2 separate regions of the Homo sapiens genome follow, and region 2 is linked to region 1. A link is an interaction called in ENCODE POLR2A ChIA-PET data of the cell type or tissue named here. Cell type or tissue: Panc1. All regions are shown on one strand. Each heading gives the region's core, and the rest is flanking DNA. Links, peaks and the distances in the headings are about the cores only. Region 1 has its middle 52 kb from the start of MIR1273C. Region 2 has its middle 4.5 kb from the start of SCAF8.

Evidence for each region. ChIA-PET counts read pairs that join two places held together with the same protein. Peaks named below come from ENCODE experiments on the same cell type or tissue, not always from the same donor. Only the 100,000 strongest peaks of a DNase experiment are listed, where the experiment ranks them.
Region 2: POLR2A ChIA-PET joins it to region 1 with 5 read pairs; 2 of 35 experiments call an interaction of 5 or more read pairs at or near these places.

Annotation. Positions count from the first base shown.
Region 1 is chr6:154,903,756-154,906,677 of GRCh38, reverse strand. No RefSeq gene overlaps it. Among named protein-coding and RNA genes, the nearest start is that of MIR1273C, 52 kb to the right of the region's middle. In Panc1, for the core only: no CTCF peak of the experiment used is centred there; no DNase peak of the experiment used is centred there.
Region 2 is chr6:154,727,438-154,730,359 of GRCh38, reverse strand. No RefSeq gene overlaps it. Among named protein-coding and RNA genes, the nearest start is that of SCAF8, 4.5 kb to the left of the region's middle. In Panc1, for the core only: no CTCF peak of the experiment used is centred there; no DNase peak of the experiment used is centred there; H3K27ac peaks cover 277 bases.

The DNA of each region.
Region 1 (2,922 bases), core at 246-2,745:
GGCTAATTGTTTTGTATTTTTTAATAGAAACAGGGTTTCATCATTTTGGCCAGGCTGATCTCGAACTCCTGACCTCAGGTGATCCACCCACCTTGGCCTTCCAAACTGCTGGGATTACAGGCGTAAGCCATTGCGCCCAGCATCATTTATTTTTAAGGCATCCTGTCATGTGTGACAAGAAAGGTGGCTGAAATATTTTTCATCTTTCTACTGTGCTTTAGGCATCGAGGGAAACGTGTGAATAATCCATACAAAACAAAACTGGTGCCAAAATATCATCTATTACTTTGGATTATTCTAAGTGTTTGCTAATGAGTTTATTCTTCAAACTTAAAAGCTACTTAAACAAAAAACTTGACTTAAAAGCTACCCAAGAAAGAAAAAGGCAATGAAGATAAGCTCAGTCATTTGACTCTCAATAGCAACAAGACTAAAGTTACAGAGTCATTTTCTTAAATCTGGATAAGATTTGCCAGGTTGTAACCGGATTGGGCAGTTGTCCACAGCAAATCAATATTTAAGTAGTAAAGGCACAGAGATCACAATGGTGAACAAAAAGAAAATGATACAAATTCACTCAAATTATGGAGTGGGGACCTGTAAAATGATCTGTAAACACAGGCACATATACTAACACAGACTAAATGTGTGTTTCTTTGTTGCCAAATAAGAGAAATAAATGTTTCTGTCTCGACAAATGAACTTAAAATGTAAGTAAAATTTATTATGGGATTCTGGCCAAGTATTTTTATGACCATGGCTTTCTGGGATGATTTTTTGTTGTTGTTGTTTTTGAGACAGGGTCTCACTCTGATGCCCAGGCCAGAGTGCAGTGGTGCGATCACGGCTCACTGCAACTTCTGCCCTCTGGGTTCAAGTGATTCTCGTGCCTCAGCATCCCGAGTAGCTGGGATTACAGGCACACACCACCATGCCTGGCTAATTTTTGTATTTTTAGTAGAGAAATGTTGGCCAGGCTAGTCTTGAACTCCTGATCTCAAGTGATCTGCCCGTCTCGGCCTCCCAAAGTGCTGGGATTACAGGTGTGAGCCACCATGCCTGGCCTCTGGGATGATTTAGTATATACTGTAAGTGCCTGATGGCATCACTACAAGTACGCGTGAAATGATTCCTCGCTGAAGAATGTGGGTATTGAAAAGGAGAAATGCAAGGAACAGTACAGAGGCATGGAGATGACGGGCTTGACAATGTCTCTTGGAGAGTGCTTTAGTTTGCAAAGGCTTCTCATGTTTGTGCTCTGGTCCTTACAACAAGGGAGTCAGCTTCCGCCTGGGGAGGCAGCTGAGATGAGCGAGCTCAGGCGACCTGCCCAAGGCTGGTGCTCACTTTTGAAAAAACAACAACAACAACAAAAAACACTGTCTCTTGCTCCCAACACTGAATACTGATGAATTTATTATTTCCTATGTTCTTCATCTCTTCTGCATAGTGTTATTACTACTATTGGCACTCATATATTAAGTGCTTTATAACGAATTCTTGCAAAATGGATTTAACAGAACATGACGACTAGAGCTTGCATGATATGTGATTAGTGTCTCTGCATAATCAGGACTTGCAAAATAGATATAACTATCTCCACAAGGAAAGAAACTGAGGGTCAGGTATGTGCTTTGCCCAGTGTCTCATGGCAAAGAGCAGAGCTAGAATTCTATTAGCTTTCAGTCCCCAGTTCCTGCTTTCTCCATTGTGCATGGTGTTTTGGCGTATGCTGAGCCGCTAAGCAGACACCCGCTGTTATGTGCTACGCAACTCCATTTTGAGGTGTGAAACCCAACATGAGCTGCTGCATCTAAAGCCTACTCAAGTGGCTCATGCCTGTAATCCCAGCACTTTGGGAAGCCGAGGCAGAAGGACTGCTTGAGGCCAGGAGTTCAAGACCAACCTGGCAACACACAGGGAACCCATCTCTACAAAAAAACAAATAAATAAAGCCTAGTCTCTCATACACACTCAAGCTACTCCAGAGATCTGTGAAGTATCTGGATCAGAGATCCATGCTGAGGGGACATGACAAACAGGTGGGCTTATTTCAAACTCCATAAATAGCTATAGTTCTTATGAAGAAGTGCATCCTCACAGAGTCAAGGATCACCCTTTATAAGCAATTACCAGTGTGCACTGAGCTCCCATAATACTAGCTCTAATTTCATAGTAAATAAACAGTAGGAGGTCCAAATCCCTACTTTTCAATGGGAATATGGTGCAAAGGATAAGACCTCTTTGAAATAAATCTGAGAAGTGGTAGTGTCTGGAGGTAGAAGTAATACCTGGAGGAAAATGAAAAATTTTAGAACCAGTTTTCTGCAGCACAAACTGCCATAAACAATGTATTTGCTATAACTGTCCTTGGTTTCTAAATGCATAGTACAGTGATTCTTTCATAAAATGGACGACAATGAAGGCAAATGGAAATGAAGGTGCTGCTCAAACAGATGTCACTGGCTAGCAGTCCACTGGTGTCAGGTAACTTACATCGCTTATTTAATACTGCCAAACAGCCCTGAAAAGTATTAGGCTGGTGCAAACGTAATTGCGGTTTTTGCCATTGAAAGTAATGGCAGCTGGGCGTGGTGGCTCACGCCTGCATCTCAGCACTTTGGGAGGCCGAAGTGGGCAGATCACGAGGTCAAGAGTTCGAGACCAGCCTGGCCAACATGGTGAAACCCTGCCTCTGCTAAAAATACAAAAATTAGCTGAGCATGGTGGTGCATGCCTGTAATCCCAGCTACTCGGAAGGCTGAGGCAGAAGAATCGGTTGAACCCAGGAGGCAGAGGTTGCAGTGAGCCGAAATGGCACCACTGCACTCTAACCTGGGTGACAGAGCAAGACTCCATCTTGGGGGAAAAAAAAAAAAAGGAAGTAATGGCAAAACCGCGATTACTTTTGCACCAACCTAG
Region 2 (2,922 bases), core at 333-2,832, 180 kb after region 1:
AGGATTCTGATTGCCAGTATAACCAGCCAATTTGAGCTAGTTTAAGCATAAAATAATAATTCATTATTACAGTACAGGTTTTTCTCATGTAACCAAAAGTCAGAAATGTAGCTGAGTCCAAGGGAGGGACTTGAACCAAAATAGAAAACCTAAGAGGCAATGTAATCTCTGCTTATCTGCTTAATTTTTCTATTGCTTTACCCAATTCTCTGTTTTATCTAGTGGAATCTATTACTTTTGGTTTTATAGTTCTAGACAACTTGAGGACCTGAATGACGACCTCTTCCTTCCCAAATCCAAATTCCCAAGGAAAGAAATAAGGAATTTCATTGACCCAGCTTGGATTAGGTGACCATCACCAAGAAACTGACCACTAATTTGGTTCTCAAAAGACTGATAGGAAATAGTGGTCAGGAGTACTTCAGTCATTGGAAGAGATATTTCATAATCTAAAGTTTCTGGTGTTCTCCTGTAAATGTTATCATCAGATTGTCCCTGAGGACTAAATAGTTTCTGGGAGTAACTTATAGAAATGAATTCAGCCATGGCCAAGAGGTCAGAGTCAAAAATAGTCTAGAGCAGTAGTCACCATAGAACTTTCTGGGGTCATGGAAATGTTCTGAATCTGTGCGGCCCAATTCAGTAGCACTAGCCCTGTGTGGCTACTGTGCACTTGAAATACGGCTAGGGCAGCTGAGGAAGATAATTTCCAATTTTATTTTACTTTAATTGACTCATGTTTAAGTATGTGGCTAGTGGCTACCATATTGGAAAGCATAGGTCTAGCTAGAGGGTACTCGCTCCCATGGACAGGGCACTTCTTAGATAAGGGATAATTGTGAGGTAGCACTAAGCAAAAAAAAAAAAAAAAAAAAAAAAAAAAAAAACAACGTGAATTATCAGCTATTAGAAGGAATAATATATGTTTATGAGGTACTTTTAAAACGGGGCAAAAACCTGGAGCATTGTCTAAATTAAAACTAATTCCCACCCAATTGGAAAAAAGAAAACTTAGGAAGCAAACATTCCAGAATGCTTAGTAAATTAGGGTATAGAGACAAATGAATTATTATACTACCAATAAAATGATTTTTAAAAGATTGTGGGAAACTATTTGGCAGTTCCTCAAAAAACTAAGCATAGAATTGCCATATGATCTAGCAAGTTCACGTATGTGTATGTAGCCAAAAGAACTGAAAGCAGAGACTTGAACATGCATGTTCAGAACAGTGTTACTCACAATCGTTAAAAGGTGGCAGCAACCCAAATGTCCATTGATGGATGAATGGATAAACAAAATGTGGTACAATGGAATATTCAGCCTTAAAAAATGAAGGAAATTCAAGGCCCAGCACGGTGGCTCACGCCTGTAATCTCAACACTGTGGGAGGCCAAGACAGGCAGATCACCCGAGGTCAGGAGTTCGAGACCAGCCTGGCCAACATGGTGAAACCCCATCGCTACTAAAAATACAAAAATTAGCTAGGCGTGGTGGTGCGCTCCTGTAATCCCAGCTACTCGGGAGGCTGAGGCAAGAGAATTGCTTGAACCTGGGAGGCGGAGGTTGCAGTGAGTCAAGATCATGCCATTGCACTCCAGCCTGGGTGACAAGAGCAAAACTCCGTCTCAAAAAAAAAAGAAGGAAATTCTGATACATGCTATAACACAGTTTTACCTTGAAGACATTGTGCTAAGAGAAAAAAAGCCAGTTACAAAAGAACAAGTACTGTATGATTCCGCTTATATAAGCTACCTAGAATAGTCAAACTCAGAGAGACAGAAAGCAGAATGGTAGTTTCCAGGGGTTGGGGGAGAGAGAAACCAGGAGTTGTCATTTAATAGGTACAGAACTTCAGGTTGGGAAAATGAAAATTTCTGGAGGTGGCTGGTGGTAACGGTTGCATGACAGTGTGAACGTACTTAATGCCATAGGGCTGTACACTTAAAATTGGTTAAAAATAAGTTTTATATGTATTTAATCACAATTTTTCAAATTTAAAGAAATGGTTAGAATAGGACTAGGAATATAAAAGAAATGTATATGAGAGACTATTAAGTACAAAGGCGTAGAAAACAAACTGTTAATGTATTTTAGCTCTAAAAGTATGTATGTAAGGCCTGAAAATGATATGAAAAATAAAAATTGTATTAGTATACTAGGATTATGAGATTTTTAAAAATATTTTGTCCCTTTCTAATAATTCAGTAATTTCCTATCTCATTTTTTTTAATGGGCACCATATAATTCACAAAGTCGCCAAACTTGATACCCAAACCAGGCATCCTGAGAGAAGCATAAGATATTAAAAGTAAACATTTTACTTTTACCAACTTCATTTAAAATAAGTAGGAATTTTGGGTTTGATAAGTATTTTGTTGCCTGATGAAGAGGGAGTTCTTCCTGGGTGCAGTGGCTCATGCTTGTAATCCCAGCACTTTGGGAGGCCAAGGCGGGTGGATCATCTGAGGCCAGGAGTTTGAGACCAGCCTGGCCAACATGGTGAAACCCCATCTCTACTAAAAATACAAAAATTGGCCGGGTGGTAGTGGTGCGCACCTGTAATCCCAGCTACTCAGGAGGCTGAGACAGGAGAATCGCTTGAGCCTGGTAGGTGGAGGTTAGCGGTGAGCCGAGATTGCACCACTGCACTCCAGTCTGGGTGACAGAGCAAGACTCTGACTCAAAAAAAAAAAAAAAAAGAGGTAGTTCTTCAAATGGCTAGAGGTAAAACAGCACACATCACTAGTAGTAGTAGTCAGAGATCAAGAAAATTTAAATTTATACGCTTTATAGTTTAAGTACTGATTTAGTGTTAAATTTAAATAGTGATTTAATATTAAACTTAAATACTGATTTAGGTTTAACATTTGTTCCCCAATGAGTACACTAGCAGATTCATGACTTTCTCTTTATGATGAATC